Regions from separate parts of the Homo sapiens genome. Here region 2 is linked to region 1. The links are chromatin loops, found by intact Hi-C in ENCODE. Cell type or tissue: PC-3. All regions are shown on one strand. Links, peaks and the distances in the headings refer to the core of each region. The heading gives the core; the rest is flanking DNA.

The links. A loop is a pair of places that touch in the nucleus more often than their neighbours do. Peaks named below come from ENCODE experiments on the same cell type or tissue, not always from the same donor. Only the 100,000 strongest peaks of a DNase experiment are listed, where the experiment ranks them.
Region 2: it touches region 1 in a loop (4-fold over the local background); 13 of 110 quality-filtered maps call a loop at or near these places.

The regions. Positions count from the first base shown.
Region 1 is chr15:58,337,547-58,342,931 of GRCh38, forward strand. No RefSeq gene overlaps it. Among named protein-coding and RNA genes, the nearest start is that of LIPC, 92 kb to the right of the region's middle. In PC-3, for the core only: no CTCF peak of the experiment used is centred there; a DNase peak (open chromatin) is centred at 2,815; H3K27ac peaks cover 684 bases.
Region 2 is chr15:58,455,081-58,460,465 of GRCh38, forward strand. All of the region lies in intron 1 of LIPC (lipase C, hepatic type), which reads left to right. All of the region lies in intron 2 of LIPC-AS1 (LIPC antisense RNA 1), which reads right to left. Among named protein-coding and RNA genes, the nearest start is that of LIPC, 26 kb to the left of the region's middle. RefSeq lists a silencer at 3,178-3,237 and enhancers at 4,773-4,912, 4,943-5,002. In PC-3, for the core only: no CTCF peak of the experiment used is centred there; a DNase peak (open chromatin) is centred at 2,621; H3K4me3 peaks cover 446 bases; H3K27ac peaks cover 3,737 bases.

The DNA of each region.
Region 1 (5,385 bases), core at 212-5,211:
CCATGTATGCCCTCAGCAGAAACCACCACTCTTGACCTTGACTACTGTAAGAAAGTACTATGAAATTAAGATTCTTTTAACTGGAATCATCCATTTAAAACCTACTTCACACGAGGCAAGTATTGGGTAAGTATTTGCCTATGCATTTTCTCACTTAATTTTCAGCCTTACGTTATTATTTCCATTTTATAGTTTAAAGAAATTGAGTTTCTAAAAGCTAAGTAACTTGGCCAGTGTCACATTGCTAATCACTCTACATTCCTTTAAAAGTTGGCATTGGGAGACTGATAGTCTGAACCAATTTACAATGTTGATGGCACTGTAAATTGATTCAATCTTTTCTGAGATTAACTTGGCAATGTTTAACAGCAATAAAATGGTCCATGCCCTTTTATACAATTATTTTGGCATTTATTCTGAGAGTAATACATGCACATCCTCCTGTATACTTTAAGCCATTTCTAGATTACTTTTAATACACTCACATATCAACTTGTGCAAAGATGTTTCTGACAGAGAATTAAACACCCCAAACTTTTTCACTTATTTAACAAATATTTATTGAATACCTGCTATGTGCTAAGCAAGGATTCAGCAGGAGAAAAAAAAATTAAAGAACAAAGATGATCTCTGCTTTCATGAAGAAGTTTCATGCACAATTATCTTGAGTGCAACAGAAGAATGAATAATGAAAGCCAAGTACATAATGTTGAATTGTCTAGTAGTCTAATAGCTACATTAAAAAGGTAAGAAGAAACAAGAAAAATTACTTTAAATAATATATTTTATTTAACCCAATATATTCAAAATATTATTTCAACATACAATCAAACATAATAAATCAATTAATAATATAGTTTACATTCTTTCTTTCATATTAAGCCTTCAAAATCTGGTGGCTATTTTATACTTAAAGGACATCTCGATTTGAACACCAAATTTTCATCAGAAATACTAAATTTGTATTTAGATTTTAAAAAATATACCATTAAAAAATAGATTCATATAACCAAAGTGTTCTAAACACATTTAAAAGTTTCGAAATAAGTCAATCAAACATCAAAAATAATTTTTTTCTTTTTATTTTTTTGAGACAGAGTCTTGCTGTCTTGACCAGGCTGCAGTGCAGTGGCATGAAGTCTGCCGGCTGCAACCTCCACCTTGCTGGTTCAAGCGATTCTCCAGCCTCCTGAGTAGCTGAAACTACAGGCATGCACTACTACGCCCTGCTAAATTTTTTTGTATTTTTAGTAAAGAAGGGGTTTCATCATGTTGGCCAAACTGATCTCGAACTCCTGAACTCAGATGATCCGTCTGCCTCAACCCCCCAAAGTGCTGGGATTACAGGTGTGAGCCACCATGCCTGGACCCAATTTTATTTTAATATTTGCATCTACATTGGCCAAAATAGCTCACCTTTTTTTAGAAGAAAAAGTGTACCCATTTTAAATAAACTTTTGTCCAAGTTAGGTAAATTCACCAACTCTTGGGTCAGCTCAGTCTCACTGGCATGAACTCAAAAGAATAATATATAAATAAATAGGAAAAGAATTCTAAATGTATCAATATGAACAAAATGTCTTCCCAGTTTTTCTAGAAAAGAGACTTTTTGCAACCAATTTACATAGTACTCCAGGACCCTCCAGAGGATATGAATATCTATGGCTGCCCAAGTCCCTGATATAAAATGAAGTAGTATTTGCATACAACCTATACACATCCTCCTGTATAATTTCAGTCACTGATACATTACTTATAATACCTAATACAATGAAAATGCTTGCAGATAATTATTTTACAGTGTATTGTTTTTAAATTTGTATTACTTTTTATTGTTGTATTGTGATTTTTATTCTTTCCCAAATATTTTCTATGTACTGTCCATTGAATCTGCAGATGACATTGTAAGCTGGTTCAACCTGAGAATATAGGCCAACTGTACTTTCTTTTTTGGTTTTAAAATTTTGTTTTATTGTGGCAAGAACATTTACCATGAGATCTACCCTCTTAATAGGTTTTTGTTTGTATTTTGTAGAGAGAGACAGAGTCTGGCTTTGTCACCCAGGCTGGACTGTGGTGGTATAATCATAGCTCACTGCAGCCTTGAACTCTTGGAATTAAGGGATCTTCCTGCCTCAGCCTCCTGAGTAGCTAGAGCTATGGATATGTACCACTACACCACTACGCCTGGCTAGTTTGTTGTGTGGTTTTGGTATTTTGGTAGGGTTTCTTGTTGTTGTTGTTGTTTGTTTTTTCTTTTTGTTTTTTCTTTTTTTGGTTTTGGTTTCTGTTTTTTTGTAGAGACAAAGTCTTGCTCCGTTGTCCAGGTTGGTCTTGAACTCCTGGTCTCAAGCAGTCTTCCCACTTCAGCCTCCCGAAGTTCGGGATTATAAGCATAAGGCACGCGCCTAGCCCCTGTACTTACAGTTACAATTTAAATCTTCTGCACTTGATTTATGTTAGAAAAAAGATGTAAAATTGTTATCATTGGTTTGAATTATGAAAGTCTTCAATTTCAACATAAATTTTTGTGCCTGTCTAATTAGGTCACAAATAAGCTGTTCCTTTACTTGAAACTTCAAATTTAGCTTGTTCATATGCAGTGTAACATTGAAGAGAAAACACAAATCACATTACCATTTTGTGTCTTTGACTATTTGGCAAGTATTCCTTTGGTTTCAAGAAAATCTTGAATTGGATCTAACAGTACAGCAAATCTTTGTAAAACTCTTCCACGACTCAATCAACCAGTATTGGCAAAGAACACAGGATCGTTAAATTCATCATCTTCTATTTCTTTCAGTGGTTCCACAGACTGGTGATGATTCATAGCTTTTGCACATATACTGAACAATCTTAACAACTGCATCCATACAGCTTTCATAGTCTCCTTCAGAAAACTGAGCACATGTAGTTTCAGTAATACGTATTACATCATGGAATTAAGAATTAAGGGAAACATCAATCTCTTATTCCAAGATTCTAATAAATCTACATTTTTAAACTGATGTAACTAGATCACAATTACAACAGAAGCTAATTTTTTCATATCTAAATGAATTTCTTTGATAGCTATAAGAGATTCACGCAAGGACAGAAAACCAAACACCACATGTTCTCACTCATAGGTGGAAATTGAACAATGAGAACACTTGGACACAGGGCAGGGAACGTCACACACCGTGGCCTGTCAGGGGATTGGGGGCTGGAGGAGGGATAGCATTAGGAGAAATACCTAATGTAAATGACGAATTAATGGGTGCAGCAAACCAACGTGGCATAAGTATACATATGTAACAAACCTGCACATTGTGCACATGTACCCTAGAACTTAAAGTGTAATAATAAAAAAAAAAGAAGAAGAAAGTAAAGATTAGAAAGGTGAAGCAAAAAAAATAGAGAGATTCAAAGATATTCATGCCTTGAGTTCAACTTTTTAGGGCACAAATTCACATTTCTTTGTAAATTTGGAAGTCGTTTGAGAAGAAAGTTGTCTAAGTGCTAACTGAACAGTGTCTTTTACATCACTGAGCTCATCGAAACCTGGAGAAAAGTACTTGCAGTTTTTCAAATTTGAATCAATTTATCTTTGATATTATTAAATGGTCTTATATTCTACTAACAACTGTTTGGTGGCTTAATTGAAGATCTTTCACTTTTTATAAAATGGTATTTTTAGTCTTTTCCATTATCATTTCCAACAAATTTTCATAACTGAGATAATTTATTTTACTCTTTGTCCACCTAAAAGTGATTTCCATTTTCGTTCAAGAATCCAAGCCATTTTAAAGATAACCAAAGGCACACACTCAGATAATGCTGAAAAATTTTTAAAAATTTTATTGGACATTTACTTCTTATTTCAGGTGTCTGAGTTCATTGATTCTTTTTTGGCTATTCAAAGGAAAGTTCTTATCAAATTCACTGTGCATTTCCTGCAAATTTCTCTTAATATTACTCACTTTATTATTTTTAAATGTTTTATACAATAATAGCTTTTGCATTTTGCTCTGCCATAGCAAACTGAGACTGCCCTGAAATCTAAAATTTGCTCCAATCTTTTTTTTACTGTTCCAGTCACAATATTAGCTTCTGCATCTCCACTAGATTCCATGACAGTAGTATGTCTTCATTTTTAATTTAAATTTTTATCTATACTTAACTAGAAAACCAACTTAATGATATTACAATTAAATGCAATAATGTTAAAAAGTTTAACAAAACTTATTACTAATTACAGTTTACACTGTAACTCATGTTGCCTGCATGAAATATTCAAATAAACACAAGTTAAATCAGATACAAAGAAAGAAATCATTCAAACTGAATTACCTGCCTGACACCCACTAGATCAGTGAGGTATTTGTGTTGACTACAAGATCTTAGGCGATGTAATGAACTGTCCTACCAAAATAATAAAGTTGTGTTTAACAGAAAAGTATTTGATACTGCTTCAGCTTTTAACTTAGATTAATTTAAATAAAATGAATAATTCTGTTCCTCAGTCACCCCAGCCACATATCAAATGCTCAGTAACTACTGTGACTGGTATTAGGTGGCGCAGCTCTGGTGGGAGGCAGGGAGAAGGTCCGAGCCAGTGGGCGAGGGCTTGCGTTTCCTTGAGGTTCCGGGAGTTGGGAGGGGAGAAAAAGCATTTTGAATGAGGCTTCTGGCAGCCCCCTTCACTTCAATCACGGTTGGCTCCACTTTTATGTTTTACTCGTTGGATGCCCATATAAGATTTAGTTGGAAGAAAGCATTTCACTGTTTTTCTTTAAGAGTTTGAAACCAAACTTGGGTTCTCTATTTCCTTGCTTCTCTGACAGGGAGAACCTCAGCATGGTTCGGAAAGGCAGGTCTCAGGCTCCACTCTAGGTGATTCACGTGCGCATTAAAGTTTAGGAAATATTGGACTACATGTTTTTTTTCAGCCCAATGATCTCCTTTCCCTATGCTTCTTACACACACACACACACACACACACACAGAGAGACAGTGTGTTTTACCGAGGAATTAGCCCATGATGATACCATAGTCAAACTCTGGCATTTTAGAAGCAATCACAAATCAGGGACGACAGCCCTTAGAACTTCCTTCGGCGCTGTGACCCATGCAGAGCTCCCCAGGATCCTGAATCATAGCCCCAGCACTTCCCTCAGACTCCTGAAGCTGCTGTGCCTGATGGAGCCCCCAGAAGCACTGTTCTTAAGGCAGACTCTTCAGCGACTTTACAGAGGGAGTGTGCTGAATGTTTAAAAGAATGAACCCTGGAGCCAAATTGAGCACCTTCAAATCCCAGCTCTACCATTCTAGCTCTGTGGCCTTGTTAATGCTTCGTTTGTCTCATCTGTAAAATGGGAATAAGAATAGAATGTGCATAAAGGG
Region 2 (5,385 bases), core at 319-5,318, 120 kb after region 1:
ATCAGTAACATCACAGTGGGAGCTTAACAGCAGCCATGATGGCTGTATTTATACATGGACATTGGCAAACATTATAGATTAGGGTTTGATGTATTGTTTTGTTGACTGTGTAAAGCAAGGTTCAGCAAACTTTTCTCTGTAAAGGGCCAGACAGTAAATATTTTTCCTTTTGTAGGCCATAGGTGTCTGTTAAAACTACTCAACTCTGCTATTGCAGCACAAAAGCAGCCACAGACAATAGACACACAAATGGACCTGGCTGTGTTCCAATAAACCTAATTCACAAAAACACATGGTGCACCAGATTTGTCAGGCCATGGATTGCTAGCCCCTCATCTAGACTTAAGAGAGCCATAGAAAAAAAATGTTAGTAATGAAGATTAAATTTAGAACTGTCCCAATTGTAACTAGCACAAAACATTAAGGAAATATTCTTCCAGTGCTCAAAAACAATGATTTGATTGAGCAAAGAATTCATGTCATTGTTGAATGATTGAGTTTCAATGTGTCCTTATTTCATTTTTGTCTTCTTCATTAATGTAAATAAACCTGTCAGCCAACCTACACTTGTCATTTGCCACCATAGGTTGACTAGTGAGACAAGGGTCCAACAAACATCAGCAAAAGTATTCTGTGAAAATCAATTGCTATTTGGAGTTTACAATAAAGAATACTGTATATTTCATTATTATTTATAAATTGTATAATACCTTGATAGCAATGAAATGCACAATATATGCATGTATGCGTGTATATATATATGAATATATTTTCTTCCAGAGAGCCAGTTGCTGAGTATCCACCAATGCACCACTGCCTGAGGGGTGTCTACATAAAAAGAGACCTAACAGCCCAGAGCAGCACTTGTTAAGGACCCAAGGCATGGTCCAGACCCCAAGGAAGGGAAGGGGGTCAGGGATGGATAGACAATCTGGAAAGTTCTCCAAGGTGGTCTGAGAAGGCTTCATGGGGGACAGAGAGCCGTAAAGCATGGTAGGACTCAATGACAAATGAAGAATGGCTGTACTTCAGACAGGCACACAGCATGAGCGCAGGAGGCGAGGCTGAAGTCAGGGACACCGAGACAAGAGGGTGAGCATAGGGAAGCAGAAGGGAATGAAGTGGGGTCAAATATATGTAATGGCATGGAAACATGCTATGAGATCAAGCCAAAAGAAAAGAAAAAGTAGAATGCAAAATTTTACATTTGCATTAAGGAAAAAACACGTTAGAAGAAAATGCACTTAAATAAATTGCTCTGTGTGATAGTATGATAGCTGATTATGTATTTATCCTCAATGCTTTCTGTACCTTCCTGTTGTTCTGAAGTTGTATTACTTTGATATTCATGGGGAAAAATAAGCTTTTCCAGTATGAAGGGCAAAAAGCACTGAGCCAAACCTGAAGCCATAGCTAAGGACAGGGCACATCTCCCCTGATGCAGCCCAGAGGCCCCTGGAGGGAGGTGCTGGGGGGTGAATAGAGACTAGGGGTGTCACTCCCTCCTAGGAGGACTGCAGGAGCACATGGGTAGCCAATGCTAAGGCCTCCTGCCCCCATGGGCCTAAGTAGCCCTGTCCACACTGGGGATCTGCCCGCTACCTCATAGCCTCAGGTAGATGTCTGGTCTCTCTTTGCAAATGTCCCCCGCAACCCATCACATTCATAAAGGCAACAAATTGGGGAAAACGAGAGGTCCTCTGTCTTTTTAGGGCTTCACCACTGCTGTTTTCCCAACTAAAGAAATATGTACATATGTTTAAGTATACTTTACCATGCGTAGAATGGGAAAAACAGAAGTTATTCTAGAGAACATCTCGCTCAACTCGTTTATTTTACTAATAAGAAAATAGAAACTATGGAGGTCAAGTGGCATACCCAGGGAAACAGAGCTAAGTGAGAACTAGGCTCCAGCAGAGATGATGCCCAGGGCCGGGCACCTCCTTTGTCAGCATGCAGGTATCATCAGACAAGGCCAAAACAGCACTGGGCGATGTGGGCTGAGCAGCCCTTGGCTTCGAAAACATGATTTTTTTATTATTTTTTGAGACGGAGTTTCACTCTTGTTGCCCAGAATGGAGTGCAAAGGTGCGATCTTGGCTCACCACAACCTCCACCTCCCGGGTTCAAGCATTTCTCCTGTCTCAGCCTCCTGAGTAGCTGGGATTACAGGCAGGCACCACCACGCCTGGCTAATTTTTGTATTTTTAGCAGAGACAGGGTTTCTCCACTTTGGTCATGCTGGTCTCAAACTCCCGACCTCAGGTGATCTGCCCGCTTCAGCCTCCCAAAGTGCTGGGATTACAGGCGTGAGCCACCGCGCCCGGCAGACATGACGTATTCTAAGCACTCCTCAAATTTACCTGTGGACAGCAAGAAGGCCTACAAGGCACCCCGTTTACGATATGCCACTTGGCTCCTTCAGGGCAGAGCTGCAGCAGCAGTCCTTGTTTCTCTGTGCCCCACATCCCCTCAGCATGTAAGACCACTTCTGCCCCACCCATTGCTGAATGGGACCTTCAGATGCTATCTTCTCCATAAAGCTTTCTATGACTCAGGCCGCATCATTTTGTGGTCAACTACTTTCACTATTATTGTGTTTATTCTCCCTAAACCAGCCAAGCAATCCCATTTGGTAATCGAAAGAGCAAGTAGCACTGGCTTGGTCATTTCCTTCACATAAACCTGACTGAACTGGATATATGGTAAGGATTTCCATCTTGTACATAAACACTTGTCCACCTCCGTGATTCACACAATTCCTTTTCCACTCTATCCCGGGCCCATGTCTCCATCCTGCCCCTGATGCTGGCTCTGCAGGCATTTTCTACATGGCTGTCTGTGTACATGCCGTGTGGTTAGTCTTAAATCAAGGGCTCCTAGAGTGCATAGGACATACCAGTTTATACTTTTTCTCATCAGGAATATGTGTAGCTGGAGGATTAAGAAATACATTTTCATGAGCTAGACAATAACAAAAATTAAATGGCAAAAGTCCTTGCTGTCCTTAGTAGCTAGGGAGCTTTAAAAATAAATACATAAGCACCTGTTTCCGTTTTTTTACTCCTACAGAAGCAGGGAAATTGCTGGAGAAAAAAAAAAAATGTAAGTCCATATATTCTGTACTGTGTCCCTTGGAAGAATAAAATTTTAAATGAGGTCATCAGGAAGTGCTTCCTAAATGTGAAGTTCACAGACTGAACTTTGAAGTTTAGCAATGGACTTCCCCTGAGCAAGGTCGGCTTATGCTATTGTTAGACCAGCAGCTGAGCCTCCCCCACCACGTCCTTCTACCTCTTGCAATTAAAGCACAGCCCAGGCAGGTTTTTCTTAAACAGGATTTTTCTTTATGTTGGTGCATATGCTGCTGTTATAATAGCAGGGACATTGTCCTCATTCCCAGCTCTTTCCTCCAAGTCAAAACATTTAGAATGACACCACCCAAAGAATAAGTCTTACTTGAGGCTTTGCAACCTCTAACCCTTCCCACCTCTAACCTTTTCCCATCTTTATCCCCGTTATCTTGGGTGCTTTCAGTTTTCAGAGACCAGCTTTCCAACAGGGCTAAATAACACTCTATGGTTTCTTTCCCCATCAGAAACCAAAGAACTCCCTGTTTCTCAGCCCTTGCCAGCAGAATCTGGTCACCCCTCTGCCCCTCAAAATTACACATCTTATACAACTAGCTCCTGTCCCTGCACCATTCCTGTCCCTTGTCCTTGATCCTGGTTTCCCAGTGGAACAGGAAAAAGGTTTTACAGAGGGTTTTTTGCCACCATCTCTTTGTTCCTCAGGAGATGATTAAGTTGTGCGTTAAGTGGGGAAAAAGTACATTAGGTCAACCCCAAAATCTGCCATCGATAACATCAGAGTATGTCCATGGCTTTATTAGTTTTCTAGTGAATATTTAAGAGAAAAAGGTGCTAGGTCATAGAACATTGAGAAGGCTATACATCTCCCCTTGGCTATAGGTGCAATACATTCCAAGAGGGAGAGATGGTAGTCATGCCTCCTATTTTTTTAGGTGAGGTATGTATTTTGTAGTTCTGCTGGGACAAAAACAGCTTTCAGTCATTGAAAACCAAAGGCCCAGTGGACATCAGGAGGAGATGGCCTCCCTCACTGCAAGACGACCTCTGGGTCAAAGCCTAGTGAAACTTTGGCTTTTCCCAGCAAGCAGGAAGTGACATAGACAGTGTCTTTTTAGAGACCTCACTTTGGAGAATGCTCAGTGAGGGGCAAACATTTGCTGGTGACATTGTAGTTCTGTCCTTTGCTAAGCTTGAGTGAAAATCTTTTGGAGAATCGACTTTTTTCTTTCTTTTTTTTTTTTGATGTCCCTTAGAGAGCTCACAATAAATAAATAAATCAAAACAAAGCTAAAAGTTCATAAAAAAGTCTCAGGCATGGTCCAGATTTTCAGGAAACCAGCAGTTTCTGGAGGAAGTCCCACCCGCTCCTGAAAACAGAAAAAATAAACGAGAGAGAGTCCACCAGCAAACAGGTGTTTAGTCTTCTCTGGAGTCATATTAAGCAATTTTTACATTTATGGAAAAGCAAACACTCCCCCCACATAGGGTGTGGCCCACACTGGGATTGAAAATCAGCCTCGTGCTCTGCACCGTGTTCTGGTGGCTTCTGCAGCTGTCACAGGAAGGAATCCACACCCGTCCCCAAGGACGCCTGCACGGGAACAGATGCCCGCTCCCTTACCCCTTGGGGGAAGGACAGAGGTATCTGAGGGATTCAGCCCTGGGCACTCCTCTCAGCTTCCTCCTTCACAGGCGGGGCCCTGGGAGGCCCTGAGTGGGGCCACTGCGTTGCTATGAGATCAGAACGGTAGCCAGTTGGTGGGTGCAGCAGGCTCACACCTAGCAAGAACCTACCTCTCCCTTTTTCCTAAGAAGGGAAAACAACTCTCAAGGCTCACCCTGGAGGCCCAAAGGGAAGGCTGTATGGGTCCCGTACTGCAGCTTCCAAGCCCACGGTGGTTACGTCTGAGCACCCTGTAGGGCTCTGCTCTGAAAGTCTTTTCAGCTCCCAATGAGCATTGTTCAAGCCGATGAACATCCCCAAAACCCTTCCACTCTCAGGGCCTCGGCCCCACCCACCACCTGGCATCTGTCTTTAAGGATGTTTATAACAGAGTTCTGAAATAAAGTTTTGGCTTTTTCCTGGAGTTCTAACTCTGCAGGAGAAGCAGTGAGGTAGGACTTTGAGGAATTCAGGAAGTGGAGAACAGCTCATGGTGAGAGGAAAGGCTGGGGCCGACTTGGGATGTGGATGTGCAAAAGGAAAGGTGAAGGCTGGATGGGAGGCAGGGTGGGCACAGTTAAGGTGGGCCCTGGGCCAGGATGGCCTCCCAACCAGAGAGTAGCCTTCAAC